7 separate regions of the Mus musculus genome follow, and all the other regions are linked to region 6. A link is a loop called in an ENCODE intact Hi-C map of the cell type or tissue named here. Cell type or tissue: gastrocnemius. All regions are shown on one strand. Region 1 has its middle 2.0 kb from the start of Ube2k. Region 2 has its middle 5.8 kb from the start of Klb. Region 3 holds the start of Smim14 (small integral membrane protein 14). Region 4 holds the start of N4bp2 (NEDD4 binding protein 2). Region 5 overlaps Lias (lipoic acid synthetase). Region 6 holds the start of Pds5a (PDS5 cohesin associated factor A). Region 7 overlaps Pds5a (PDS5 cohesin associated factor A).

What was found. A loop is a pair of places that touch in the nucleus more often than their neighbours do. Peaks named below come from ENCODE experiments on the same cell type or tissue, not always from the same donor. Only the 100,000 strongest peaks of a DNase experiment are listed, where the experiment ranks them.
Region 1: a loop joins it to region 6, with 9 times the contacts of the local background. A loop is called at or near these places in 16 of 42 quality-filtered maps.
Region 2: a loop joins it to region 6, with 4 times the contacts of the local background. A loop is called at or near these places in 4 of 42 quality-filtered maps.
Region 3: a loop joins it to region 6, with 2.6 times the contacts of the local background. A loop is called at or near these places in 12 of 42 quality-filtered maps.
Region 4: it touches region 6 in a loop (2.2-fold over the local background); 14 of 42 quality-filtered maps call a loop at or near these places.
Region 5: a loop joins it to region 6, with 8 times the contacts of the local background. A loop is called at or near these places in 19 of 42 quality-filtered maps.
Region 7: a loop joins it to region 6, with 2.0 times the contacts of the local background. A loop is called at or near these places in 6 of 42 quality-filtered maps.

The regions. Positions count from the first base shown.
Region 1 is chr5:65,533,229-65,537,228 of GRCm38, forward strand. It overlaps a transcript of Smim14 not described here. Among named protein-coding and RNA genes, the nearest start is that of Ube2k, 2.0 kb to the right of the region's middle. In gastrocnemius, CTCF peaks have their summits at 2,329 (motif pointing right) and 3,713; no DNase peak of the experiment used is centred here; H3K4me3 peaks cover 1,329 bases; H3K27ac peaks cover 1,375 bases.
Region 2 is chr5:65,340,564-65,344,563 of GRCm38, forward strand. No RefSeq gene overlaps it. Among named protein-coding and RNA genes, the nearest start is that of Klb, 5.8 kb to the right of the region's middle. In gastrocnemius, no CTCF peak of the experiment used is centred here; no DNase peak of the experiment used is centred here.
Region 3 is chr5:65,490,469-65,494,468 of GRCm38, forward strand. Smim14 (small integral membrane protein 14) reads right to left here and starts at 2,415. Exons shown (of 5, transcript NM_133697.4): 1 at 2,268-2,415. In gastrocnemius, a CTCF peak has its summit at 2,030; DNase peaks (open chromatin) are centred at 1,421, 1,556, 2,064 and 2,482; H3K4me3 peaks cover 3,596 bases; H3K27ac peaks cover 4,000 bases.
Region 4 is chr5:65,761,636-65,765,635 of GRCm38, forward strand. It overlaps N4bp2 (NEDD4 binding protein 2), which reads left to right and starts at 1,886. Exons shown (of 20, transcript NM_001024917.1): 1 at 1,886-1,955. In gastrocnemius, a CTCF peak has its summit at 2,392; DNase peaks (open chromatin) are centred at 1,745, 2,408, 2,819 and 3,471; H3K4me3 peaks cover 2,953 bases; H3K27ac peaks cover 3,214 bases.
Region 5 is chr5:65,400,272-65,404,271 of GRCm38, forward strand. Lias (lipoic acid synthetase) reads left to right here. Exons shown (of 11, transcript NM_024471.5): 8 at 2,340-2,485; 9 at 3,897-3,967. Among named protein-coding and RNA genes, the nearest start is that of Lias, 11 kb to the left of the region's middle. In gastrocnemius, no CTCF peak of the experiment used is centred here; a DNase peak (open chromatin) is centred at 1,535; H3K27ac peaks cover 497 bases.
Region 6 is chr5:65,695,322-65,699,321 of GRCm38, forward strand. It overlaps Pds5a (PDS5 cohesin associated factor A), which reads right to left and starts at 2,915. Exons shown (of 33, transcript NM_001081321.3): 1 at 2,429-2,915; 2 at 1,442-1,616. The coding sequence starts at 1,576. In gastrocnemius, CTCF peaks have their summits at 1,627, 2,987 and 3,189; DNase peaks (open chromatin) are centred at 1,602, 1,754, 2,069, 2,730 and 1 more place; H3K4me3 peaks cover 3,324 bases; H3K27ac peaks cover 2,761 bases.
Region 7 is chr5:65,632,561-65,636,560 of GRCm38, forward strand. Pds5a (PDS5 cohesin associated factor A) reads right to left here. Exons shown (of 33, transcript NM_001081321.3): 20 at 2,755-2,878; 21 at 1,612-1,770. Among named protein-coding and RNA genes, the nearest start is that of Pds5a, 64 kb to the right of the region's middle. In gastrocnemius, no CTCF peak of the experiment used is centred here; no DNase peak of the experiment used is centred here.

The DNA.
Region 1 (4,000 bases), 160 kb before region 6:
AAAAGTCGGTTGCAAAAAAATTTATGCCTAGATTATCCAGTTTCTATTATAGCTCGGACACGAAGCATAATCCCTGAAAACATTTATATTTTGAAGACCCAAGTAGTGGATCAAATCATTGAGTGGGATCATCAGGGCTCTGAGTTAATCAATATATTGACCCAATGATGGGTTTATAATTTCATGGCATTATGGATGAATTGATAGACATTTTTGAAGGTGGCGCTAGAGGAAGTAGTTTACCAGCTCTAGAGGCTGGTGAGACCATTCAGCGGGTAAAGTTGCTTGTTGCTGTAGAAATACCAAATATGAGTCCTTTTTCTAGTCAATATTATACAACTTGTGTTTACAACTAGGAATTCATGTGTTTTTATCCCCTTCCTGACTTTTTACACAAAGGTCCAAGGCTTGCAGTATTGCAGGAACTTGATGGCCCAGGGTAGTGACCCCTTTCATTCTTTTCCTTTGCACCAAGTCCTTTCATTCTAATTAAGACTGTGAATCGGGACCCCAGCCAGCCAATGGGGAAGAGACACAGGCTCTACCAAATGCACTTCCTATCTCAATGTGTTGATGCTTCTGAGGACATCTTATTGGTAAAGGGTAAAGTTTGCCTTTTTCAGACTCTTCAGTTTGAATAGTGGGCTCTTTTGTCCACCCCTGAACTTATTTCTAACACTGCTAAGCCTGATGACCCTGTCACTCATATGGTAAAAGTAGAGAATTGACTCCCCAATTCTTTCTTTGGGAATAATTAAAAAAAAATTTTTTTTTTGAGTGAAGGACTTGATATTATTGGGGTCACCTTCTGTGGTCTGCCCTTACTCCTAGAACCTGGGAGGCAGAGACAGGTGAACTCTCTTGAGTTCAAGGCCAGACTGCCTGGTCTAGAGAGTGAGTTTCAGGACAGCCAAACCAAACACAGAAAAACCCTTTCTCAAAAAACCAAAAAAATCCCCTAAAACTCAAAACTAAAACCAACCAACTAACCAACCAAAAAAGAGGTGTGTGTTTAATGCAAGCACTCAGAAGGCAGAGGCAGGAGAATCTTTTTTGAGGCCAGCCCGTCGGCTGTTGAGCTCTGGGCCTGTCAAAGCTACATTGAGACTCTGTTTCAAAAACAAAAAGAAAAGAAAAACCTCAAGACAGACAAGCTATACATTTCAGCATCTATCAGGAGGAGATAAGGAGGGCGGGGAGCCATTTAAGGTGACATCGAGGTCATGGAGAATAAGCACCCACACAGTGGCAAGCCTTACAGAAAGAGTAAGGAAGCCCAAAGTGCTGGGAGAAAGAGCACAGGTGTTAAGGAGACGCATACTTAGCAGACAGAAAGAAGAAAAGCAATACTTGGAAAAGTGGGGAAACTGAGAAGCACAGCTGCCACTCAGCTCCTACTGTGCAAGGGGTGGGGCTTCTGGGACGGAAAAGTACAGCATCTCATTAGAGAACTAATTATTCCGCCTATCTCTAGTGGGGCTTAAGGTGGTCCCTTAGCCAAAGCTACTGAACCAGCCTAGCTGGAATGTCAGGTCTCCACCCAGACTACAGATTTCATTCTCTGACCATAAGTTTTTCTCTAGGCTACGTCAAACTCCCCTGACCTAGCTTGCCAAGTAGCTGGGGTTAAGGGAGTAAGTCACCTCACCCAGTTGAGAATTACTAATTTACAGATAAGTTGCAAAGAGAGCAGAGATTTAAATAGGCTCTTTACACACCTGTTAATGCGAACATTGAAAATTGTGGTGCTTTGCCAAGACCAAGACATAAAAATTGTTATACTACTACTCAGGAAGCTATTCAGATATCACTAGTTACATTCTTTTGGTTCTCTAGAATGTTAATAGAATAAATTTGAAAAGTGGGATTGTAGTTAAACAATTACTTGCATTTAAAAAATTCACAAGCCTTGGCCTGGTGTGGAGGAGTCTGTCTGTAGTCTGAGCATTGGGGAAGCCGAGTCGGAAAAGGTTTTAGTTTGTGGCCAGCCTAGGTTGTATAACAAGAGCACATAAACACACACAGAGCATACACACATACAGCTTGGCTGAGCTCTAGGTCAGTCACAGTTCACATACTTGGCTTGCACAGGCCCTGGGTTCAACCTTCAGCAGAGAAAAATATTATCGAGTCTCTTTCTCTCCAAGAACTCACCCGACCTTTATAACTAGTTCCCCCTGTCTGAGTATCCTTATGTCTCCTGAGGTTAGGCAGAGTGGGATAGAAAGTGTTTAGGTTGTATTGGCACAAATACCTACAACATTTCTAGATTTATATTATGGCAAAAATCCTTTGTAGTGTTCAGTATATAGTAGAACCCCCTCTTATCACCACTAGGGGGCTCTGCTAGAAGATCTTTTATAATTTGTCAGTATACTCAGGGAAAGGTTTTGAGTGTTTCAGAAATTTTGAACTGGGGCTGGAGAGATGGCTCAGCGGTTAAGAGCACTGACTGCTCTTCTGAAGGTCCTGAGTTCAAATCCCAACAACCACATGGTGGCTCACACCCATCTGTAACAAGATCTGATGCCTTCTTATGGACGTCTGAAGATAGCTACATAGCTACAGTGCACTTACATATAATATAAATATAAAAAGAAAAAAAAAAAGAAAAATTGAACTCTTAGAAGTTTAAACAACCTCCTTATCTCACAGATGAGGGAAACATGATTCTCGAACTGATGGTCCTCCTGCTTCTGACTCCCAATCTAGGATTACAAGCTTGTACCACCACACTCAGCTAGCATTAGTCTTAAAATGGAATACGGAACTGATCGATTAGGTGAATACATGAAACATATTCCTACAATAACACCTTCATAATTTCAAAATGTTATTTTCTTTCTTTTTTTTTTATTTTTACTTTTTTGGTTTTTCCAGACAGGGTTTTTCTGCATAGCCCTGGCTGTCCTGGAACTCACTCTGAGACCAGGCTGGCCTCGAACTCAGAAATCCGCCTGCCTCTGCCTCCTGAGTGCTGGGATTAAAGGCGTGCGCCACCATGCCCGGCGCTCAAAATGTTATTTTCAAAGTACCTCTCAGCACCCACACCATATTGTTTTAAACTCTACTAACCACTTTCAAATAGCCTCTCCACGTTATTGCTCAATTAAATAATTTTACTCGTTTCTCTTTTCTCCACTCAACTATATTCACTCAATACAAGCGCCAAACACCTTTGTAAGTTTAAAGCTCTTTCGGCCTTCTATTTCTTCAACTGTCACTATAATAAATACAGTTCTTCACATGCTTAATCCAGTCATTCCCACAGCGTGGCCGCTGAAAAACGGGCAGCAGGGAGCTTGCTAGGAATGCCAATTCTTAGGTCCATCCACACTCTAGAGATAGGTGCTAACAATCTTAACCAGCTCTCCAGGGATTCCGAGGCACTTTCAAGTTTGAAAAACACCTTAGTTCTGCAGTTCAGCATTGATTATCTAAACAGGGCAAAGATGTAACTTCTGGCTTTTAAACCCATCACAGGCCTCTTTCTGGCAACACCTGTATCAATTACAAGCCGTGGGACACAACCATTACACAACCTTAAACATCTGTAATACCTGAGATGACCGAATAATAGTTGCCTTATCATGGTTCCAGAACAAAAGCTACGGCAGTGGATTTCCCGGGGGTTTACCAACGGACGCTGGGCAGGACCCAGTTCCTGCATAGCTTTTTCCTCCGCTAGACACAGGGAGGCACTTCGAGCCCGTGGGTTCTGGGTCTGGCCGAGTTAGAGCGGGGCTCGGCCCGGCTAGGGCCGGGGACACCCGCCAGGCCGGGCTCCCACCTCGGGTCCCAGCCTAGGGACTGGAGGTCTCTCTGTAAAGGAGGCCGAGGGGCAGGGGAGGACCCGGCAGGCCCAGACCCCGCGGACAGGCCGCGAAGCCGCACCCTCCTGGCCCCAGCCGCCGGCAGGGCGGAGCCACGCGGCCGAAGCCCCGGCTGAGACGCGCGGCGCGGCGCGGCGCGGGCTCGCTGCTGGAGACGTATGGGGCTC
Region 2 (4,000 bases), 350 kb before region 6:
TACCCAATTAGCATGTTAACTCTTGAGTGGACTACAGGTATATAAACTTTGCCTGGTGGTTTTTATATCCTATATCTGATAGGAAGTTCCCACCAAGCAAATCTACATACTTACTTACTGAAAAAGGACTTTCCCTTTTAAAATAATAAAATAATAAGTGTATCATTTCACGGTTAACACACAAATTTGATTATGTGCATAACCTCAAATTATAATTCCCTAAAATATCTATTGGCCTGGGCATTGAACCCAGGGACTCTCACTTGCTACCCATCACTTCACCTCTGAACTATAACTGTCTTTTCTGTTTTATTTTGTGGTTATTTTGAGACAGGGTCTGGTCAACTTGCCTGAAAGGCCTTGAATTTGTGGAAGGTTTGTTTTGTTCTGCTGGTTTAGGGAAGGGGTTGTTTATCTTCTAGCCCTGGTTGAACTTGAACACGCTATGTAGACAAGCATGACCTTGAACTCCTGATCATCCTGGCTGTGCCTCCCAAGCAGCTGGAATTACAGGCCTGCACCACCCGACCCAGTTCTCACTGGCAATCTTAAGGGCACGTATAGACAGAGCAATGAATGTTTCAATAGCAATTTGTAGCGATAGTTCAGTGTAATCTTTTTTTCCATGCACTGTAAGTCAATGCCAAGACTGCTATTGACTCAGAAAGGATGTGAGACACTGGGAATGGAGGAAAATACTACCATTTCCTTACACACTCCTGCTATAGGAAGACCAACCACATGAGGGATACCGTAGGTCTCTTAGAACCTTCTTGGTTTTAGGCCTGTGTCTGGGTGCAGTATACATACCTGTGTACATGGATGTTGGAGTATGTGGGCATGTGTGTGTGTATGTGTATAAGTTCACATACACGTGTGCTTAGGATGTACAAGCCCAAGATTAACATCAGGACTCTCCAGGGGATTGCTCAGTTGAACCCAGAGCTCAGTAATTATGCTAGTAGTGAGCCAATTTGCTTCAGAGTCCTCCAGCCTTATCTTTGGAGAGATGGAATTACAAGTGGGTCACCATGCCCGGGAGTTAGATTTGGGTATCAACTCCAGCCCTAATGATTGTGTGGCAAGCACTGTACCTGCTGAACCATCCCCCAGCCTGCTAGGGACCTTACCTATATGAAATTCGGTTGAATATGAGTGGCAGACACCTGCAGCCCCAATTACCGGAGGCAGGGATGGAAAGATCCCTTGAGTCCTAGAGTTTGTTTAAGAGCAGCCTGAGAAACATGACAGAATTCCATTTCCAAAAGGAGAGGAGGGAGGAAGAGAAGGAAAAAAAGGAGGGGAAAGAAGAGGAGGTGGCGGCCAAGGAGAGAAGGGACTAGAACAAGCACAAAGTCTTTGATGATTCGAGCCCAGAGTCCTCATTCATGGTTCAAAAGCCTCTCAATAGAAAGACTGGGATTCCATGAAGATCTTTCTCGTCATCTTCCTTGCCATGAGGTTGAAAGAGATTGAATGCATTGCCTCCTCCTCTGTATTTTTGTTTTTAAGCAAAAGGTCTTTCAGGGTCTGTCATGATGCTGTGTGCCTGTCATCTCAACCCTTGGTAGGCCAGAGTTTGAGACCAGCCTGGGAAAGGTAGCAAGGTCCTGTCTCAAAAGGAAAACAGTGCAAATGAGCATAGGCCTGAAGTATTTAACTGATTGATCAACTGAACAGGGTTTCCCTGTGTAGCCCTGGCTGGCCTAGAACTCACAAGGATGGAGTTCCTGCCTCGAGAACTGCCTATCTACAGAGCTCTGGGATTAAAGGTGTATGCCACTCTTACAGGTCTGAATTTAAAAGCCCTAACACAAGGAGGTCTAATGTCTTCCACAAAATATACATGAATAAAATCTTGCCAGGCCAGGTGTGGGGGTTGGCATACACCTTTAATCCCAGCACTCAGGAGGCAAAGACAGACAGATCTTTGTGAGTTCAAGGCCAGCCTGGTTTACAGAGTTCCAGGACAGCCAGGGCTCTGGGCTCTGTTACACAGAGAAACCCTGACTCCAGAAAACATAAAACAAAACAAAACAAAAAAATCTTGCTGAGGGCAGAGGCAGGTGACTCTTTGTCAGCTGGGGGCCAGCCTGTTCTACATACCAAGGAAAATGTTGCAAATGAACACAGACCTAAATTAATTAATATAGCTTAATTACTATATTTCTTTTTTATTTATTTAGCAAGTTCCAGGACAGTCAAGGCAGTGATGGTTCAGCCAGTGAAGGCACTTGCTACCAAGCTTGACAACTTCAGTTGAGTTCAATGTCCAGGATCCACATGGTAAAAGGAGAGAATCAACTCCAGCGAGGTGTCCACCACTATACATATGCACAATATGTACCAACACAGAGAGCAAGGCACAAAGAGAGGCACACACAAATTAATGTAAGAACAACAAAAAACCGCAACCGTGTCAAGTTTGGTTCATTAACCAGAAGAGAGAAGATATCTCTAAACTGCCAGCTTTTGTTTTAAAAGCTAATTTTGTTTTAGGACAAATAAGTTAAAAAATCACCTATTGGGGAGGCAGAGGCCAGCAGATCTTTGAGTCTGAGGCCAGTCAGTTACATATCATGAGTTCCAGGACAGTCAGAGCTACATGGAGAAAGCCTGTCTATAAATAAATTAATAAATAATTTTTTAAATATTCATTTTATTTATGAGTACACTGTCGCTGTCTTCAGACGCACCAGAAGAGGGCATCAGATCCCATTACAGATGGTTGTGAGCCACCATGTGGTTGCTGAGATTTGAACTCAGGACCTTCGGAAGAGCAGTCAGTGCTCTTACCGCTGAGCCATCTCTCCAGCCCTAAATAAATATTTTTAATGCCTTGCTGTCTAGATTGTAAAATATTACATCCAACTTTATGCTTTCATGTAGATACCTTTCTTAAATTGTCCTTTAGCCTTCACAAGCACATACACACAAAAGGTTTGCTGTTTTATTGATATAAAGAGCTCCTAGTTCAGGTCTATATATTAGCCTGGGATAATATCATGACCTCATCTCAAAAGCAAAGTCCTTAAAAATGAGAGCTAAGCAGTCTCCTGCCTCAATTGTCCCAGCTTTCCAGATACTCTGGGGCTGAGGCAGGAGGACTGCCTGAGTCTAGGAATTTGAGGCTAGTCTGGGCAACACAGCAAGTCTATCTCAACAACAGCGGCAGCAGAAGTGACATCAACCATGCATCAACCCTGGGCTCATGCTAAATTAAATAAACTACACACAAAGGAAAAGCGCCCCATTATCCTGCTAATATAAGGTTCATGGAGTGGTCAAATTTATAGACATAAAGTAGAACGATGGTTGCCAGGGGCTGAAAGGATTGAGGGTGGGCAGGAATTACTCACTGGCTGAAGAGTGTCAGCCAGGGATAATAAAAAGTTTGGAGGTAGATGTTGGTGTTTACGGTCTGGGTTTTTACTGAGATTTTATTGAGTCTGTAAATCAAATTCCATAGAAAATTGGCTATTTTGTTGTGTTGTTGTTGTTGAGGGTTATTGTTTTGGTTTTAGTTTAATTTGGTTTGTTTGGGGGGGGGGTGTTGATTTATTTGTTTTGAGGTAGGGTCTCTTGTTTGTTTAACCCAGGCTGGCCTCAAGCTCACTGTGTCACACCAACCTCAGCCTACAGAGGGTTGGGGATCAAACCCAGGGCCTAGTGAAGCAAGGTAAGCTATCTATCAACAACACTCCATCTCTAGTGCCTGAAAAAGATATAGCAGAAAAAAATTATAATACATGCAGTTTTAAATTTTAACCTGTGCATCTGGACTATCTCCATTTATATAGATCTTGGTTTGTTGTTTGTTGTTGTTGTTGTTGTTGTTGTTGTTGTTGTTGTTGTTGTTTTTTAAACAAGTCTCACTTAGCTCAGGCCATGTATCTGAGACTGAGCTTCAACTGATTCTCCTGCCTTCAGCCACCAAGTGCTGCAGTTACAGGAACTCAAAATCTCATCTAGTTTGTTACTTCAAGGTCTTTTTATTAGA
Region 3 (4,000 bases), 200 kb before region 6:
GACTTAGGCTACTTCACCATACTTAGCCTTTGAAGTTGGGGTTTAGAGGGCATTTCATTTCTGGATAGGCTCCTTTGGAGTCAGTGGTTAAAAACCAAACAACAAAAAATGTGTAATAGATGGCACATACCTAAACCCCAAAGCTAATACAGTAATTAAGTATGCTATGCAGCAAAATAGATTCCTCCAGACTCTTATGGACTGGGATGGTAACAGGTGCCTGCATGTGGAATACAGTATAACTAAGGGTTAAACCTAAACTTCCCTGTGAAGTCATTAGATACAAAAAACTTCAGTAACATTCCACATTGCACTTGCTGCCTGGATTGTTTAACAAGCCAAGTAAGCCTACACGCCATTCGGTGTCTGTTTTACTAAATCTCACAGTATCACCAAGAGACATAGGGGGAAAACTTTCCACACCATGGCTTTAATAACTACTGCTTTTCCAACATGGTGGAATTTCACCCTAAAAGGTCCATAGGCCATAGCTGCAAATACATACGTACATACATACATACATACATACATAACTCAAAAAAGTACCGGTATGTAAAGCCACAGCGAGGGGTGGCTCTGAGATTACAGCACTAACTACTCTTCCAGAGGACCTGGGTTTGGTTCCCAGCAACACAGCCACTCATAATCCTCTGTAACTTCAATCCCAAGGATCCACCACCTCCTTGAGCACCCAGGAATGCACAAGGTGCACAAACATACATATAGGCAAAATACCCATTAACATTAAATAAAATAAATAAGTAAATAACAAATGTAGTATGATACCATATTTTTGTAAAGCAATTGCAAAAGCATCTTGAAGGATATGAACTAACATTCCGGCAAGAGGAGAGACGCGATTATCATTCTTTCCTCCTCATGTACTTCTATAAACATCTCCTCCAATCACTACAAAAACATCTCACAAAACAAAAAATATTGTTTTAGAATAGTAAAAAGGGTGAGGGTTTTTTAAAAAAATCTGAAAAGGGGGAAGTGCAAAAAGAAAATTCTCCTTTGTCTATATCATCAAGATTCCAAGTATGGGAGAAAAAAAAGAGGGAAAATCCATGATCTACACAGGAGGAAAAGATTTGATACGAGGTCCGTTACTGCCCAAGGGCACACCCTTCAAAGATAGGGGTCTAAATTCCTAAGACTTCTTCCCAGATTTGATGGACAGCAATCAATCTGTTTCCTCGTTCCTTCCTGCTGCTTTCCACAGAAACACTATAAGTATCTTGGAGAGGGGGAAATGTCCCTTTTCGAAAACACGATGGAACATCCAGGCTTGGTTTTCTGGTCTGAGTGCGGAGGGCAAAAGGGTGGGCGGCTACACTGAAGGAATCTGCGCGAGCAGGGAGTCACCTGAAGCAGGAGCACGCAGCTGCTTCCCCTAACCTCCACAGCAGACACAGGGCAGCGAGCGTTTCCAGACTAGAACCCTTGGTAAACTGTAGGTTTTTCCCAATTCTGGTACGGATAGCTGCCAAGTGACACCACAACACAAAATCGGGAGGGTGTCTTCCACACATGCAGGTATAAATGCTTCCTGAAGCTCATCAGGCGCTCCAGCTGTAAACCCAGGGCACTCCATTACTAAGGCCGCATCCTCGGCTTTTCCAACTGGGGCAACTAAAAGCATCCTGCCGCCTCGCTACAGTTAGCAAGTATCATCTTGGCTAAAATCCTAACGTTTAAGCAGCCACTTCGGAAAACTTCGGCTTTAAGCAGCGACACGGATCTCAAACCATTGCCAGGCTGTTGCCCTGCATTCCTTCCGATAACGGTGCTGCTACCTGCTCCATTGTCAGCCCCGGCTCCACGTACTGAACCAACAGAACTGAACCAACAGAAAAGGGGAATCCTTTAAATCCGCAACACAATGGAGGCTAAAGAAGAGCTCTGGCTTTTAGGATGGCAGCTACCAACACACCACAACAAAAGGGCCCCGTCCGGGTGACTTCATCGAACCCACCAGGCAAACGCCACCGCCCGGCCTTCGGGGTGACTGTCCCTAACCCCCTGCACGCCCGCGCCGCCTATGGGGCCCTAAAAGTGAAAGCACCCGGACTGCGGGTGCCTGTGCAGCCCAGCTGCAGGCTGCCGGGCCAGCGGCTGCGGGCTCCCCGGGTGCAGCGCCCAGCCAAAGGCGCCCGCTCCGCCGCAGCGGTCCCCGGGTGCGCGCGGCCACAGAAGTGGCGACGCCAAGAGGGTCGCCGAGGAGGGCGGTGGGCCGGGGAGAGAGGGGGGGACGGGACACTCACCCGCCCAAAACAGCGGCGGGCGGGGAGGGTGGCGGCCGGGAGCGTTCCGGACGCCGCTGTCGCTGCCGATGCTGCTGGCCGCCGGCCTCCTCCCCTCTGTTTGGATTCGATAGACCACGTCACTCTTAGCCACGAGACCCGGATCTGCGGGCTCCCCGAGGGCGGCGCAACAGATTGTAGCACCCGGAGCCGCTCGTGACCCTACCTAGGGAGCATGCGCGTGTCGCGCGGGCCACCTGCGTCGGAGGGGGGCGGCTCCCGCAGCTCCGGCGCTGACGTGCGTGGGCGCGCCCGGCGTGGGGGAGGCAGTTCCGGTGTGGCGGGGTGGGGTTGCTCCACCGAGAAGGAAGGGCAACCCGGCTGTTAAGTTGTCCCACGTCGCCTCCGTGCTGTCTTCCGTGGTCATGATCATCTGACGTGTCTGTCTGTTTGTCGAGGGAATGGCTTCTGTCCACGGCGGTGTTTAGTCATACTTAGGCGGAGGGGCGCGCGCACAAATTGATGACTGCTGAGACCCGGTCTACCTGCAGAGGTGGCGGTGGGAGTTCATCATCAGGCACGCGTGAAAATCGGAACTCGAAGATTACAGAAGCATGTCAGCTGGGAGGTGGGGAGGGATGAGTGATCCTGATGACGTTCGGATTTTGGATTGGAAAACAGACCTAAATTAAGTTCAACCTTAACCTTAAAAGAGAGATGTTAGAAGCCGGATGTGATGGCTCAACAGCAGAAGCAGAGACAGGCTGGTTTGCAGAGCGAGTTGCAGGACAGCCAGGGCTGCATTGAGAAACCCTGGGGGAGTGGGTGGGAGTATGTGAATTTGAGCCCAGCCAGTGCAGCATAGAATATGTCTGGGTTTTTTTGTTTTTTGTTTTTAAAAGTGAGGGGAGCCTAGCCATGGGTTTGCCCTCCTAGTGGAGGAGGGAATGTGGCCAAAGGAGGTAGCAGCACACCATTCTTGGGCTTGGAAGTTAGGAAGCAGTATTTCAACAATCCAAAGACAGCTTAATTCCCATGTAAGAAAGGACGGGAAATACCAGCAAATTGAAGTGTGGAGCCTGATAAGCAAAAAGAGCACCTCTGGAAGCAGCTGTGGCAGCCGTAATTCTACAGATGTATCCAATGACCTCGAGGAACTCTGGACGAAACTAAGCATATTTTTATAAGAAAGTACAAGAAAAAAATTATCCTGAGAATCTAAAGTCTGGACAAAAAATAGTGAACGGCAGAAAACATCCACTTGGAATTTCATTTTCTTCCCTAATAGTTTAACAATCTGACAACAAAAAAAGAAAAACAAAACCCTTTAAAACAGTGCTGCACAGTCTGTCTTTGGCTACATGGTTCACAATCCGTGTTCTACTGAGGTATGGCCTGCTTTCTTTGGTAAGGTTACAAGTTAGAAAAGAAAACAAAACCCGACCAGCGAAAACAAGCAGGGGAGCTCTGTCTTCCCTGGTACACACTGTAACTACAAAATTTCAATGAAGAAACATCCCATATTTAAAACAGAGGAAAGAAACCTTCATGATTCTCAGTGGCTGAGCTGAGAAAAACAAAACTGCTCCGGGAAGTGATGGCACATCCCCTTAATCCCAGCACGAGGAAGGGAAGGTCTGTGGAACTCTTGAGTTTAAGGCTCCCTGGTCCATAGAGTTCCAGGAGAGCCAGGGCTACACAGAGAAGCCCTGTCTTGAAAAAACAAAACAAAACAAAAAGCGGTGGTGGTGCAC
Region 4 (4,000 bases), 66 kb after region 6:
TTTGTGGCAATGAAATCATACTTAGGCTCCAAATGCAAATATAAACAAACAGCTTTATAATTTATACAATAAATATGTTCCAAATGTTCTGAAAACATTTACAAATCTCTAGTTCCTTTAAGGGCCAGTTTTTTAACTAAAATTTGAGTAGTCACCTCATTATTAAAAGTATTAGCTGGTAGCATTTTGCCATTCTACATATTCATCTGGTATTTTAAATACTACTTTCACACAATTAATTATAACCAATTATACTCTAGTCAACTGGAAGACTGCAGAGGTGGAGTTGCACCCCTGAGAAGTAGCACCCCTGTCTGGAGACTCAGTAATTCAGACTCTTACATGTCTCCTTTGAAACTACAGGACCTAAGCTGGAGAGAGAATGAATGTGATAAACAATCCATTTATTCCAATGCTGTCTCCTCCTTTGAAAGATGTGTTGTACTTTTCCTATTGGCTTAGAATGTGAGCCAATAAGGAAAGAGGAGTCCTTGGAAGTATTCATAAAGCAAGCCTGGCATTGTGCACACTGGTAAAGATGGCTTTGTTCTTTACATCTGTGAGAATTTTATGGGTTTGATACTTTTCTTTTGACATAGTAAGCAAAAGTAATTCAGATTGGGTGGTGCTGTCCCTTGAAATATATTTTCTAATGTTTAAGAATTCCCCCCTTTTATTATTTGGACTTAAGATGTGATAAATCCTTAACAGATGTTCAAAAGAAATTCAAGAACTTAAATACAAGTTTTTATTATCACGTTGAACATATTTCAGATGAACAAAATTAATATAAATTTGCTAGGTTTGTTTGAAGTCTATAATTACTAAGTTTCTTTCATTTCAAAAGTGGCATATATTACAGTTATTAGGCTCCTAATAGCTGCTTAGAAACAGATTAATGTTAGGTTCTCAGCAGTAGCTACTTACGCTCGGGATTGTAGACTATTAAATTTCTTTTGTTTACCATATTTAGAATAAGCCTTAATAAAGATGTTTGTATAGTATATATTTTTAAACACTGAAACTCAAGAGATCTCTAAAAAGACAAAGAAAATAAAAAACACATCCATTCATATTCTTTTCTGTGTGGGAGATTTCATTAGAACATTTATTTGCTTAAGTACACTAGTTTCTTTGCTTAAATACACCAGTTTCTAGAAAAAACCCCACTAGACCATTTGCTCATTGAGTGTGAGAATGTTCAAGCCAGATCTAAAGGGATTTTTTTCACTTGTATTCTTTCCAAATCTACATTCAGTTTAAATAATTGCCATAACAATTGACAGATAATCTGTCTCTCTGATGTGGATGAATATCAAGAGGTTATTTTACTACGGGGGGGGGGGGCAGTGAAAAATACAAAGTAATTGCAAAGAGAGAGGAAAGTCCAGGAGAAAACAGACACAAAAACAAAAAGAACAAAACTAAAAACTCCGAAACGACCAGTAGCATCATTAATCAGAAGGCTAGAGAGAGACACACACTTTTGTACTCTGATCGTTTCATGTCAGGACAGAACAAATTAAGCAAGGAAGTCAGAGTCCAACAAGGAAAAACATGGAGCGGGCTTAGGGGACGGGCTAATCATCCAGGATCGTTAACAGGGAAAGGGAACACTGTTGCTTTTTCTTGGCACCTGAAAACTCCAGCTCCACACTGGCAAAGGCCGCAGCTCTTTTGGGCTCAGGCCAGCGGGTTCCGACCGCACGTTGGCGGCGCGGGCTGGATCCCGGCAGCCTCCGTCCCGGTTGCTGGGGCCGCGGGGCCCTTTGTTCCCGCGGGGCGCCGCCGCCCGTCCGCCCCGAGTGAGCGGGCCCCCGTGGGGGACAGCGCGGGGCCCATCGCCTCGCCCCGCCGACCTCGCAGCTGCAGTCCCGCCCGCCCCAGCTCCTAGTTCCTCCCTCGCTGCCCAGGGCCAGAACGACCTTGTTTTGCTTTTCGGGCTCGGGAGAGAGGTGAGGGTTAGACCCGGCCGCGGCTCACCGGGGCGCTTACACGGGCAGCAGTAGGGGGGGTCCCAGCGCCTGCCTTTCCCCGGAGCCCTCGGGGGACAGCGGCGGGCCGCAAGCTTCCGGGAGAGCCTCGGGGGGCCCCGCGGGTCCCGGGCTGCGCCTCCCGCCAGGCCCGGGACTCACTTCTCGTAACGGAGCCAGCGAGGCGCCAGCACCGGTGGGCTCGGGTCTCCGGGCCGGCGCCGTGGCGGGCGCGGGCCGACGCATCCTGGAGAGCCCGGGGTGGGTGGGTGGGGGGTGTGCGGAGCAGCAGAGGTCGCGGCCCCGGGGCGGGGGCGGAGATCCACCTGGCTACGTGGCAGCCATTGCGGCGGCCGCGAGACCCCTCCCCACGCGGCCGCCCACCCGCCCTCTCGCGGCGGGCTCCTGCGCGGCTGCTCTTCCCCGGTCGGACGGAGAGCGGCAGTGTGTCCTCGCTCCGCACGCTCGCTGCGTCTCCCCCACCCCCGCCCCGCGGACACAGCTGCTCGCCAGCCCCGCGCCGCGCCGCGCCGCGCCGGAGAGCGTAGTGGCTGGCGGCGGCGGGAAAGGGTTGCGGACCCGCGGCGCTTACTCGACGACACGGCCCGGGGGCTTCGACGCCCCGCTCCCGCAGCAGGTAAAGGCGGAGGTTGGCGAGGCGGGCGGCGGGACTCGGGGAGGAAAAGAGCGGGAGGGGATCCCGGGAGCGCGGAGTCCCAGAGGAGGAGGGCCCGAGGCGGGCGGCGAGCGAGAGACGCGGCAACCCCGGGCAGGCACGGGCCGGGCGGGCGGGCGGGCGGAAGGGGAGTGAGGCGTCGCGGGAGGCGGGCCCTGGCGCGGGGCCCGAGGCCGAGCGAAGGCGGGCGCCGCGGCAGCTTCCCCGGCAGCTCCTCCAGCGCCTGGCGGGCCTCCAGGCCCCGACACACCCCTCCCGCCCCCGGATTCTCCGGGTGCCTTCCCGCCCCGACTTGACCTCGCGCCCCTGCGAGCGCCCCGCCGTTTTCCCAGGCCGAGCCTTGTGGGAACTTGGGCCGCCTGCCCGGGCTGGTAGTGCCCGTAGAGCTGTTTATTTACTCACTTCCAAACCACACGCACGCACGCTCGCTCGCAAGCTCACTCCACACCGGCAGGCTGGCCTCCCTCCGGGCGGGTGCGCCCGCGACCCTCACCCCTTCCCATCCGTAACTTTCCCTCTCGCTCTCCGAAAACCGGGCTTCGAGAGACGGAGTCAGACCGCGGGGCAGTTTATCCCGCTCGCGCTTTTGGTTACAACACTTTCTTTATTCCTGCCCCAAAAAGAGAGCGGGAAGAATTTTTTTTTTAACTCGATGCCAGCCAGATCGGAGGCAGGGCCCGCTGGCTTTAGGGAATCCTTCCGCACATGTCTTTAGGAGTGGGAGGTGGCCTTGCTGTACCGACAGGTTTGTACACACTCTTGCCATGCAGTGGTTGTAACGTCTCCATAGCACAGGTCTGGCTTGCGAAGGATTGGCTGCTTTTTCTACTCGGTGTCTCCGAGCCAATCAAGAAGCGCGGCTTGCCTGGAGACTGGTTAACTCAGAAAAGGTGGGGATTGGTTGAGCCTCCGAGGGGGGGAAAAAAAATCCCGGAGATAACCTGGCCTTTCAGAAAACAATGACTGATTTGCAGCTGCCTCTCCGCCCCCAGTTAATTTATTTCTTTTTAATACAGTACCCTTCGATAGCACCATTCGCCTTTTCTTTCCTTAAAAAAAAAAATCACTTCTACGGTTGGCCTTCAAATTAGCTCTCAGATGCAACTCGTTCGAACTCCAGTGGTTCAGTTTTCACAAAAATAATTTTTACGAAACATAACAATGCGTTTTTGTGTGTTGATAAGTGTGGTTCAGTTTTCTTTCAGCCGATTTTTGTTTTGTTTTGTTTTGGTTAAAGGTCAGTCAATTTTCAGTTACTATGCCAACGTATTATTTAAATGTTCTGCGGAGATGGGGGTGTGTGTGTGCTACATGGTGGAGGTATTGGGAAGAATTAGAAAGAAATGGCTGC
Region 5 (4,000 bases), 300 kb before region 6:
CTGTGTTAAATCTTCTAAAAAGTAGACAGGGTAGCTGTCGGTGACACTGCCCTATTATCCCAGAGCTTAGAAGACTGAGGCAGGAGATCAAAAGTTTGGGAACCAGCCTGGGCTATATATACCTTTTCTTTAAAAAAAAGCCCAGAGTGATACTGTACGCCTTTAATCCCAGCACACAGGAGGCAGAAGCAGGTGGGTTTCTTGAGTTTAAGGCCAGCCTATCCTACAATTCAAGGCCAGACAGCTACATACATGCCTGTCTCAAAACAAACCCCAAAACAATCACCCCCCCCACATACATGCACACAAAACACTAGTATGCTCTAGTCTTCCTATTAATCTTAGTTGTTAGGAATTATGAAGAACTGTTATTCTACATAAAGAGTATATTCAGATTTCAGAAAAATTAAGAGTATTTTAGCTGCAGACAGATTAATATTTTCCTTTAACTTTATTGTGGATTTGGCTGTGATTTAATTAGCTACTCTTCACTGTTCTGTGTCTCAAATCTACAAGAAGTTACAGTGAATGGTACCAAGCACATTACTCCTGGATTGTAAGCATTCCAGAGCACAGCGTTAATCCAGAGGAGAAATATTTTGTCAGAAATGATTCTGGGCTGACTAAAGGACTCAGTGGGTGAGCTGTGTGTTGGTGAGCCAGATGACATGAGTTCAATCCCTGGAGCCCACGTGGTGGAAGAGAACTAATTTCAGCAAAGCTGTCCTTGGTGTCCACAGGTACCATTGTGAGTGTTTGCACACATGCACGCGCGCATACACACACACACACACACACACACACACACACACACACACACACACACGGTATCTTGCTAAGTGCACCCCGCTGCCATCCTAGCCCAGCACACATGTACACCCATGTACAAGTCATGAGGTTGAGGGGAGAGGGTTGCAAGTTCAAGGCCAACAACATGGATAGCATTACTGTCTCAGAAAGTATCAGTTTTCTATACTGTCAGTTTTATAACATTTTTAAATTGCTGTGTTTTAACTTGCATTTGTATGTGTGAATGTGTGCATGTGTGCAAGGACACAGACATCTATGTACAAGTCAAAGACAGCTTATTGGTTGTTGGCTTTTTCCTTGTATATGGGTGTGTTGCCTGTGTATTGTGCACATGCAGAGCCTCTGGAAGCCAGAGGCCAGAGGATGATGTCAGTCCCCTGGGACTAGTTGTTAGCCCCTTGTGGTACTGGAACTTGAACCTGAATCCTCTGGAATAGCAGCCAGTTTTCTGAACTACTGACCCATCTCTTCAAACCTCTGCCTTTTATTTAAATTAAAACAAACAAACAAAAATCCAGCACACAAGGCTGCATTAGAATTCAGCCAAGTGCTGATCTTACCTGAGTTTCTGCCAGCCCGTTGCCTTTCTTCTCATTTAAGCCATAGTGCTTTGGCCACTGTTGAAGGGTAGCACCCAGCCTGTTCCAACCCTGTGGCCATATCGCCAGCAGTGGGTGCCAGTCTCCCTGGTTTCACTTAGAAACCTTATCCAGCCAGTGAAAATCCCAGAATGCTTTTCCTCTGAGCCTGCAGTGCTATTACTTGCCAGTAGAGGGCAGGCCAACCTGCAGGAAAGACATGCTCATAAAAGTTTCAAAGTGGATGTTCCCTCCTTGGAGGTTTGTCTTGTCTTCTGCCAGGTTTCTTTTCTTGCTAGAGGTCATTATAATTTTGAGTTTCAGAATTCTAATTTCTCAATGTATAAACCAAGTGATTTTTTTTTTTCTTTTCGAGACAGGGTTTCTCTGTATAGCCCTGGCTGTCCTGGAACTCACTTTGTAGACCAGGCTGGCCTGGAACTCAGACATTCTCCTGTCTCTGCCTCCCAAGTGCTGGGATTAAAGGCGTGCGCCACCACGCCCGGCAACCAAGTGATTTCTAGTCTGGTTTTCGCTGTCTCAAGACTTGGGAGGCCTAAAGAGTTGACAGACCCAGGAAGCCCGGGGAAGAGCGGTTTTCTTTTCCATGTTAATAAACTTTGTGCACAGATGTACCACTAACACATATGCTCAGTGAACCGTATACTCTAGAGCAGTGGCTCTCAACCTCCCTAATGCTGAGACCCTTTAATACAGTCCCTCGTGTTGTGGGGACCACTGGCTATACTATAGTCTTTGTGGCTGTCACACAGTGTGGTTTTGCTACTGTTATGAATAGTCATGTAAACACTGGCGTTTCTGATGGTCTGAGGCACCCTGTGAAAGGCTAAGCAGCTTCTTCTAGAATGTGCTTTCTGAGCTTCCAGCTGCTTGCACAACAGTGCAGTTGGTTGAACTTGTTTTGTCACTGAGAGCCACCCTGTTTTCCAGGAAAGTTCGTGATCCCCGGGCCAATTTTGACCAGTCTCTTCGTGTACTGAGACATGCCAAGGAGGTCCAGCCTGATGTTGTTTCCAAAACATCGATAATGCTGGGCCTTGGTGAGACAGACGAGCAAGTCTATGCCACACTGAAAGGTAAAGAAGCTGAAAACAAAACCCTCCCCATTTCCCTGAGTGGTAGCAGGAGCTCCATTCTAAAGAGACTGTTAGCTTATGCCTCCTCCATGGTCATCAGTGCCGATGGCCCTGAGAACAGAGCACCTGCTGCAGGTGCAGGCCAGTAGGAGCACCGCTGCCTGCATGTCCACCTGCTGCAGGTGCAGGCGGTGGGAGCACCCTTGCCTCCATGTTCAGAACCAGAAAGGACATGGGCACAAACGGCAATATGTGCGGGAAGGGAGCCTTCCTAGGTCATGGAATGTGTGCATTTAGCCCTCTTCATCTTCACCTGTTCAGTGAAAACAGGATTTCATCCGCTCTTCTCTTTCTGCCTCCAGATGGTTTGAGAGGCAGTTAGGTACCAGGCATTGGTGGGTAAGGAAGATGCTGAAGCCATGGCTATAGCTTAGAGGTAGGCACTTGCCTACCAAGTACAACCAACAGAGAAGGACTCTGGTATGCCAGAGGCTAAGCCACACTCTGAGAACACATCCTGCTCACCGAGGAAAGTCCTAGTACAGCATGTTTGGCTCAGATAAATGCTTTTGCCCCAGAACCGTAGTTCCTTTGCCTTTTCTTTCCATTCAGGTAGAGTTGGAGTTGTTAAGAAAACACTTTAGGGCTCATGAGATGGCTCAGCTGTTAAGGCTAGGCTCACGCCGGGCGTGGTGGCGCACACCTTTAATCCCAGCACTCGAGAGGCAGAGGCAGGCGGATTTCTGAGTTCGAGGCCAGCCTGGTCTACAAAGTGAGTTCCAGGACAGCCAGGGCTACACAGAGTAACCCTGTCTCGAAAAACCAAAACAAATAAACAAAAAGAATCCCCCACCCCCTGGAAAAAAGGCTAGGCTCACAGCCAAGAAAATAAGAGTTCAGTTCCTAGCAACCATGGCTGTCTCTCCAGCCATCAATAAAAAAGAAAAGAAAAAGAAAAAGAAAAAAATATTTGAATGAAGGCTTAAGTATGGGGATTAAGAGAGACAGTAAAGGATTGTCAGGCTTGGCCGTGGCTTCTCAAGAGTCCTCTCCCTTCGCCTTTTATGCCTAACAGACTTCCTGCTCCAAATCCTCTCCTCCTATTTTAGCTTTTATTTGATACCATTAAATGCACTTATCTGTTTTTTTTTTCCCCCCTCTGAACCTCTTGCGCCACCAGGTCCAGCCTTATATTTTCCCTGTCTCCCAGTTTCACACTCCTGTGGTAATCATTGCTGTGTTTCCAATTCTCATTGGAATCCATGGCTCGATGTTTTTGAATGAATGGGTTTCTCCCATCTTGTATTGCCTATAACTGTGACAACCCACAGCATGCAAGTCCCCCTTACAGTACACCTGTAATTGTAACTGAACGCCTGCTAAGTGGAAGCTTTGCTTTTTCCCCTTTCAGCTCTCCGTGCGGCCGACGTGGACTGTTTAACTCTAGGGCAGTACATGCAGCCAACGAAGCGCCACCTTAAGGTACAAATGTCTGAGTTGCCAAATATTTTCTTA
Region 6 (4,000 bases):
AAATCCATTTTATAAAGTTGCATAAGGCAGAAACATTGTCCTCGATGTTCCCTGCCTAGCCTTCCACCATGTCTGACTTTGAAGTGCACCTTTTAACACAATGGGTCTCAACCTTCCTATTGCTTCCTCATGTTGTGGTGACCTCAAACAAAATAATTGCATTGCTACTTCATAACTGTAATTTTGCTACTGTTATGAATTACAGTGTTAATACCTAATAGACAGGATATCAGATAGTTGGGGGGGGGTCTCGACTCACAGGTTGAGAACCACTGTTGTTGGCAGGGTGTGGTTATGCCACTAGTGTTTTGGGAAGTGGAGGCAGGAAAATGGTTAAGTTCAAGGGCAGGCAGCTGGGTTACTAGTCCTCTTTTTTTTTTTTTTTTTAAAGATTTATTTTACTTATATGAGCACACTGTAGCTGTCTTCAGACACACCAGAAAGGGCCATCAGATCCCATTACAGATGGTTGTGAGCCACCATGTGGTTGCTGGGAATTGAACTCAGGACCTCTGGAAGAGCAGTCAGTGCTCTTAACTGCTGAGCCATCTCTCCAGCCCACTAGTCCTCTCTTAAACAAGTCATCAAACCCATTCTTTGCCTCTCCCACTGTCCACACTGTACTTCAATAGTTTAAGATCTTTCACTAGACAACTGTTAGCCTCCTCACAGAACGTCACAGCCTACTCCCCACAAGCCAACTGTGACAACCAAAATGACTCTGAAATTGCCTACAACACCCCCTGGTGCATCAAAGTTGTCCAAAGTGACAATCACTGCTCGAAACTGATTCCATAACAAACACTGCCCTATGCAGTAGCAGAAAAGTTAAGTCCCAAAATGACAGCGCAAGATTGTTACACCAAGAAAACCGGTGCGCACACACAAACACAAACTCACAGACATATCAACAATCCCGTCCTTCAACTCTCTTGGGCATGTGTACTAAAATCATCATTTCTCCTTAAGCTCGAATTCTGAAAAATCTGTACACTGTATTAAGTTTAGCCCACTGTATAGATAGTTAAGCTCCCATTAGAAAATTACGAGAATCTAAGGGGGACAATATGGTTGTTTGTGCTCAAGTCAGTCTTTTCTTGGAGTAGATAATAATAGGAACTTTCGTGGGTAAAATCACTGTCTACACCTCAGGGTATCGAGCCCCTTAAACAACATCCACTAAATAAAATAACCACAAGGGAAACAACTAACCATGCATGCGTTCTTATGGACAGAAAATGATCACACTCTTTAAATTCCCCGTCCTTTCAGAACTTATCCAAAGATACCGCCAAGTTAGAACAGGACTTTTCCGGGGCGGTTAAGATATCTTCAAAAACTTAGTACTAAAAACTCCAAAGGCCAGGTTGAGAGTAGTCCAATGAAACCACACGAGTCACAAAAGCCATCCAGAGCGCAGATCGCCGACCCAGACCCTTACCTTCAGACGTTTGATCATTTCATCGGTGGTGATCTTGTCGGTGATCTCTTTTACTCCCGGAGGGTAAGCGATCTTCCCGTCCGCACTCACGACGCCACAGAGGGCAGTGGCAGGCTTCGGCTGCGTGAAGTCCATCCTGGGGAATAACTTTTCTCTCACAGTCCTCTACCGGCCTCTATCGGTCAGAAAATCAAAGTTCAGCGGGAAAAGGGGCGACTTTGTAACCTCTTTTTCATTTCAAAAATCTCTAATCTAGAAAGGGCCCTTTCTTCCCCCCGAGGCCGGGGACCCCGCCACTCGCTCCTTCCCTGGGTTTCGGACCCGGCTAGGCGTCCGCCACCCCCACCCGAGCCAGCCCCGGTGCCACGGGGTTCTCGGCTGCAGCAGCCCCGGCCGCGAGAGGCGCCGAGCAGCTCCCGGAGTTTCCTAGCCCTCTTTTCACAATGAAATGTATCCCCGAGCACCTAGGACGGAAGTTTGGTGGCCTCGGGGGGACATTGAGGACCCAACGGCCCCACTTGGCTCAGGAGAAGCGGCTGGGTCCCCGCCTGGCCGGTCACCTCCGGGAAAGGAGACTCGAGGCCTAGAGGGTTCAGCTTAGGCCGCAAAACTAGGTACCCAAGAGGACCCACGCGCGGCGCCGGCGCCCGGGAGCAGAACGCCATAGCCGTGCCGAGCCCCGGGCTCCCGGCGTCCCCGCCGCGCGGCCGCCCCTCCCCGGCCAGCCCGCCACCCCCGCCAGCCGCCCGAGCCCCTCGCCAGGAAGCGAAGGACCCGGCTCCGCACTTCACATTTTTGTTCCTTAACTTCAGCAACCGAGCCCGGCGGCATCTCAAGCCCCTCGGTCGCCCGGCGCTCCTCGGCACCGCCAAGGCCTGAGCCGCCGCTCCGGGCAACCCCGCCGGGCCTCCGCGCGCGCCCTCCCCTGCGGTCTCCCCTTCCGTCCCTCCCTCGCCGCCGAGGGCGCGAGCCCGGCCGCCGCTTTACCTCCTCCTCATGCGGGCGGACGGTGCAGCGAGCGCCGGGCCTCTGTCAGGTGGTTGCGCCGCCGCCGCCGCCCCTCGTCGGGCTGCACACAAAGCGGCTCCGTCCGTCCCGCCGCCGCCGCCGCCGCCGCCCGCCCGCCCCGGAGCGGCGCTGGGGCTGGCGGTGCCGAGGAGCAGCCGCCGCGGGGGGAGAAGCGGGCCGAGCGTGCGCCGGCCGGGGCGACACTGCCGCTCTCCGTCGGGCTGAGGAAGCGCAGCCTCGGCCGCGGCTCCTCCGAGAGCCCGCGCGCGGGTGCACGCCCGCGCGTCCCCCGCGCCCGCCCGGCCGCTCGCTCGCTCGCCGGCCGGCCGCCCGCACCTCGCGCCCACCCGCACCAGACGCCCTCTCGCCGCGGCGCGCTCCCGGCCCGCCCGTGCCCCGCGGAGCCTGAGCGTCGCCGCGCACAGCCGGAGCCCGTCACGCGAGCGGCGCGAGAGCCCGCGAGAGCACCGCGCGCCTCGCTCCCGCCCCTTCTTCCGCCGGCCGAGCCCCCGCCTCCCTCGAGCCCGACGCGGCCGCGCGCGTGGTGGACAGCGCCGCCACCCGTTTGGCGCCAAGACCTGCCCGCGCGGGCGCCTCCGGGGGGCCGGCAGCCGAGCCGGCGCGCGGAGGAGGAGCCCCGGTGGCGGGAAGCGGACCCCGGGAGGCGCGGCTTTGCGACACTCCCGGCCACCGCTGTCGCGGAGTCCGGGGCTCTTGAAGGCTTGGCTGGCGGGGATGTGACCGGACCGGTGGAGAAATGGTTAATTATCTGGAGAAACGGCTGCTTTCCCCTCCAAACAGAGCTCTGGAAGCCGAGGCAAAGTTTTACAACTCGGGCTGCTCATTCTCGCGTCTTCCGGAGAGTCGCCCTAGGTCGCAGCCTACGACCTTAGTTAGACTCCTACCATTAAGGTTTTCAAAGCTGCAAAATAGGAAGTTGGCATGCGATCTCAAGCTATGGTGCCGGGGCTTCTGGCCTCCCAGTCATTTTGGGTACAGGCTGAAAACACAGACTAGGGTTCCTGATAGTGAAGCCCAGAAGAAGAAAGAGGGAGGGTGTTTTTAGAGATTTACAAATTACCTATGTGAATCTGAGACCTCTTTTTTTTTTTTAAGTTGTGAATACACCAAAGCTCTACTTTTTCTCTCCTCCAAAGGAAAGGCTTGCCAAAGAAAACTTAGTGCAGCGGTGCTTGAGCAATTTAAGGTAAATATTGAAGCGAATGAACCTGAACAATACACACATAATTTCAGGAAACCACCTTTTAAAACAATAAGCAAGCCGGGCAGTGGTGGCACACGCCTTTAATCCCAGCACTTGGGAGGCAAAGGCAGGCGGATTTCTGAGTTCGAAGCCAGCCTGGTCTACAGAGTGAGTTCCCGGACAGCCAGGGACAGCCAGGGCTACACAGAGAACCGTCTCAAAAAAACAAAAACAATAAGCAGAAGGGGGTGATGGTGGTGCACGCCCTTAATCCTAGCATTTGGGAGATAGAGGCAAGCGGATCTCTTGAGTTCAAGGCACCCTGGTCAATCGAGCTAGCTCCAGGA
Region 7 (4,000 bases), 63 kb before region 6:
GTGTGGAGAAACTGGAACCTACAGACTTGTTTGATAAAAGATTAAAAATGAACAGACACAATGGCAACCAGTTTGGTGATATCTAAAATATGTCCAATAATCATCTGACTCAGAAATTTTACTTTTGCTATATATAGACATTAACTACAATTGCCAAAACCCGAACTGTTAATTAATAGACCAAAAAAAAAAAGGTGAAGTATTTCTAAGCAGGGAAGAAAATACATGAAATCTTGATCACTAATACAGTAAAATGAATCTGGGAAACATGCCAAATAAAAAAGATATCTAGAATATATCCATAGTCACCATGAAGAATTCTGAGGGCACATATATATATTAAGGGAATTTGAGTACATTGCTTAGTAGGTAGAAGAGTGTTTCCATTTGGGAATATATCTCTCTCGAGTGACAGCGAAGATAGCTCAAAAGAAGAAGCATTTACTACCAAGCCTGACAAACTGCTTTTCCCAGGAACCACATGGTGGAAGAAGACAGCACTCTATAAAGGTGTCCTCTGACACTCACAAACAAACTGCCATGAACCCCTAGACTGAATAAATAAGTAACTTTTTAAGAGACTGGGCATAGTCGTGCACATCTTTAGTATAGCTTTCAGGAGGAAGAGGCAGGTAGGTCTTTGTGAGGTTTAGGCCAGATTGAGCTACAGAGTGAGTTCTAGAACACCAAACCTACATAGTACAACATTGCTTTACAGGGGGAGGGAGGGAGGAAAGGAAAAGGACAATCAGGTTGGACATGTTGGCTCACTTATTCTCTCACTTATTGAGAGACAGAGACAGGTATATCACTAATGTGTTCAAGGCCAGCATGGGCTACACACCCAGTTTCAAGCCAACCCAAGAAGACTCTGCCTCAAAAAAACAAACAAACAAACAAACAAAAAAAAAAAAACAAAATAGAAAAATAGCTGGATATGGGCTGGTGTGGTAGCTTAGATCCTATTCTGAACAAGAACACAAACCATCTTAACATGATGATCGCTGTGAATATTTGGTGTTAATCCTCATCTTCTCTAATTTCAGAAAATAGGAGTATAAAGTGCTCAATGTTACACTAAAAATAAAGATATTCATAAATGTGCCTGTGTCTGCACACTCTCTCATTTTAGACTGTAAGATCCTTTTAAAAATATATGATAAAATACACTCTAAGGGCTACAAAGATGGCTCAGTATTTAAGAAAACTTGCTATAGCCTAGTTGGTATTCTTAGCACTCACACGGGGCTGTCTGTAATTCCAGATCCAGGTGATCCACTGACTTTCTCTAGCCTGCACAGGCATACCACACTCATGACGCACAGAAAACATGCAGGAAAAACACCAATACACATAAAATAAAAAGAATCTTTTTAAAAAGAAACTATTATTTTAAAGTGACACTTAATAGAATGTAGTGTGATATTTCAAAACTTGTACCAAGGGACAAAAAGTTAGATCCTATTGGACACATTAGTCACATCAGACTACACACACACACACACACACACACACACACACACCACGGGACTGAAAAAGAGATGTTTCCACGATAAAAATACAGAGAGTCTTAAACTCAAGACTCCAGATGTAATTAAGTTAGAAACTCACCCTGTCGTTCATTAGAAGGTCTTTAACAATAAAGTTTGCCACTACAGATTTCATCGGGGAGGCAAACTGATCTGGTGCTAACATGGAAATGTGGCCCAGTGAAACTAATGGAGTTATAAGTTGCTCTGGTACATCAGCATTCAGACTCCTACTGAGTGGCTATGAAAAGAAAACAAACAATTATCAATTGGTTTTGTAAGTATTTAGATATTCTACAGTCCTAATAATTTTACCATGCCCAAGTCAATCTGTTTTACTGAAACATTCATAATTAATTGTATCCATCTTAGATACTGTTATTTCACCTACTGAAATATGATTTTGGTAATTAAATGAGAAAGGCCCCATTAGGTTCACATGTTCCAATGTGTGGTCCCCAGTTACTGGAACAGTTTGGGAAGATTAGAAGATGTGGCCTTACTGGAAAAGGTAAGTCATTGGAAAGGCCTTTGATGTTTCAAAAGCCCACATCAAACAGTGTTATGTCTCTGTTCACAACTTGTGGGACAGATGTGAACTCTCAGCTACTTCTTCTATCTGCCAGCTGCCATACTTCCCAACATGACCTTTGACACTATAAGCAAGGCTCTAATTAAATGCTTTCTTCTGTAAGTTACTTTGGTTATAATGTCTTATCACAGTGGTAAGAGTAACACAGGTAATAATAAAATTGAAAAAATACAGAAAATAGATAATGCCCAAGTAAAACAGGTAGAAATAAGGACATCTGCATTATTCTCTTCTAATTTGTTATGTTGGTGGATTTTTTTCTTTTTTTTCTTTTTCTTTAATGCTGAGAAGACAGCTTAAACAACCTTGAATTGTAAAAATAAGAGTTTGTGGAAATATATCTCCAATTTGTAACAATAGGAATGCTTTTCAAGAAGCAGAGTCTGTCCAGAGATCATAGACAGAGAATGGACGAGAAGAGCAGTCTTCAGGTATAGTTGTAGGTACTTAAGCAAGGGCAGTTCAGCTGTGAGGATAAGCTAGCGTAGGCAAGACTAAAGCTAAGGAGAGTACTCTCATATGAAACACAGGACTAACAGTGTAAGAAGACATACAAACAGCCTTGAAATGTAGACTCTAACTATTCCAAAGCACAGAGCCTGACAAGCCAATGGAAACATATTCCATGTATACCTCAAAAATCTGTGCCAGCTGGACCTCCTTGTTTGAGAAGATGGCATGGATGCAGTGAACAGCCTGCTTTGCTTGGTGTGGAGTGCCCCGCTTGGCTTTCTGATGTAAAATGGGGATCAAGGTTCTGTAAAAATAATAATATAGTTGTGTTTTTCTTAAGTATACAAATCCCTAAGTCTCTTCTTATCCTCATTTACTCTACTTAGATATGTACTGGTGGTGAAGGCTTTCTTAGAAATTATTTGATTGCTAGAAAGATTTAAAGTTCCTTCTCTGTCTCACAAACCAAGACATACAATAGGGAACAATTTTTCATTTTAAAACTAAAATATGAATATAAAAAAATAACAAATAAACCACCCTTAATAATCTATGACTTGCCCTAGGGCATATAATCACATTTACATACTAAGAACACACTCCTAATTTTTCAGTTCCCTTTTAGAATTCCCTTCCATATTTCAAAGTAGCCAAGGAAAAAAGTAGCAGGAGGTCAAGTGTTATTAAACAGCTGAAATGATACTTGTGATGGTAGGTACACAGGAATAGAAAGGTTTCCAGTAATCATCTAGAACATGTGTAGTTACCATCCTAGGTATTTTTAAAATTGGATTAATTTGACTAATGAATATTAACACCTGAAAAGAAATATTATATATAGCAAAGCAAAGAAAGCAAAAACAAAAGAATGAACTACAACTGCCAAAGACCATATGAATAAGAGAAGGTGAGGCTGGATTTTCAAAGTTTAAAAAAAAAAGATAAAATAAATGCATTTAATCACTACGTTAACATGAAAGATAAACTAAAAGTGCATACATCTCTAGAACAATCTGAAAACAAGTATCTTAAAGCAATAAGCGCTGGCCATATAGAAAAGATGTATTTGAAGGAAATATATTCATATTAACGACAAAATATGTACATGTATCAAGACGGAAAGCATTCACAAAACAACAGTAACAGCTCTCTTCCTTTTATTTTCCTAGGCTCACACATATATCCCACCTCCAAAAGTCAGGCCCTTACGCACACAATGTCACCACCAGCATGGAGCCACATGAAACCCTTGGTTTCAACTTTTCAGGATAAACATAAACAATTATAATCAGGGTCTAACTAGTCCAGGTCTAACTAGTCAGGCCTGTGATGGTCAAGTGTCAGACTCCCTGAAGCTGGAATTAAAGTTATTCTGAGCACTAGTGTCCTCTGTAATCATATAGCAGTGTGTGCTTTCAGTTGCTGA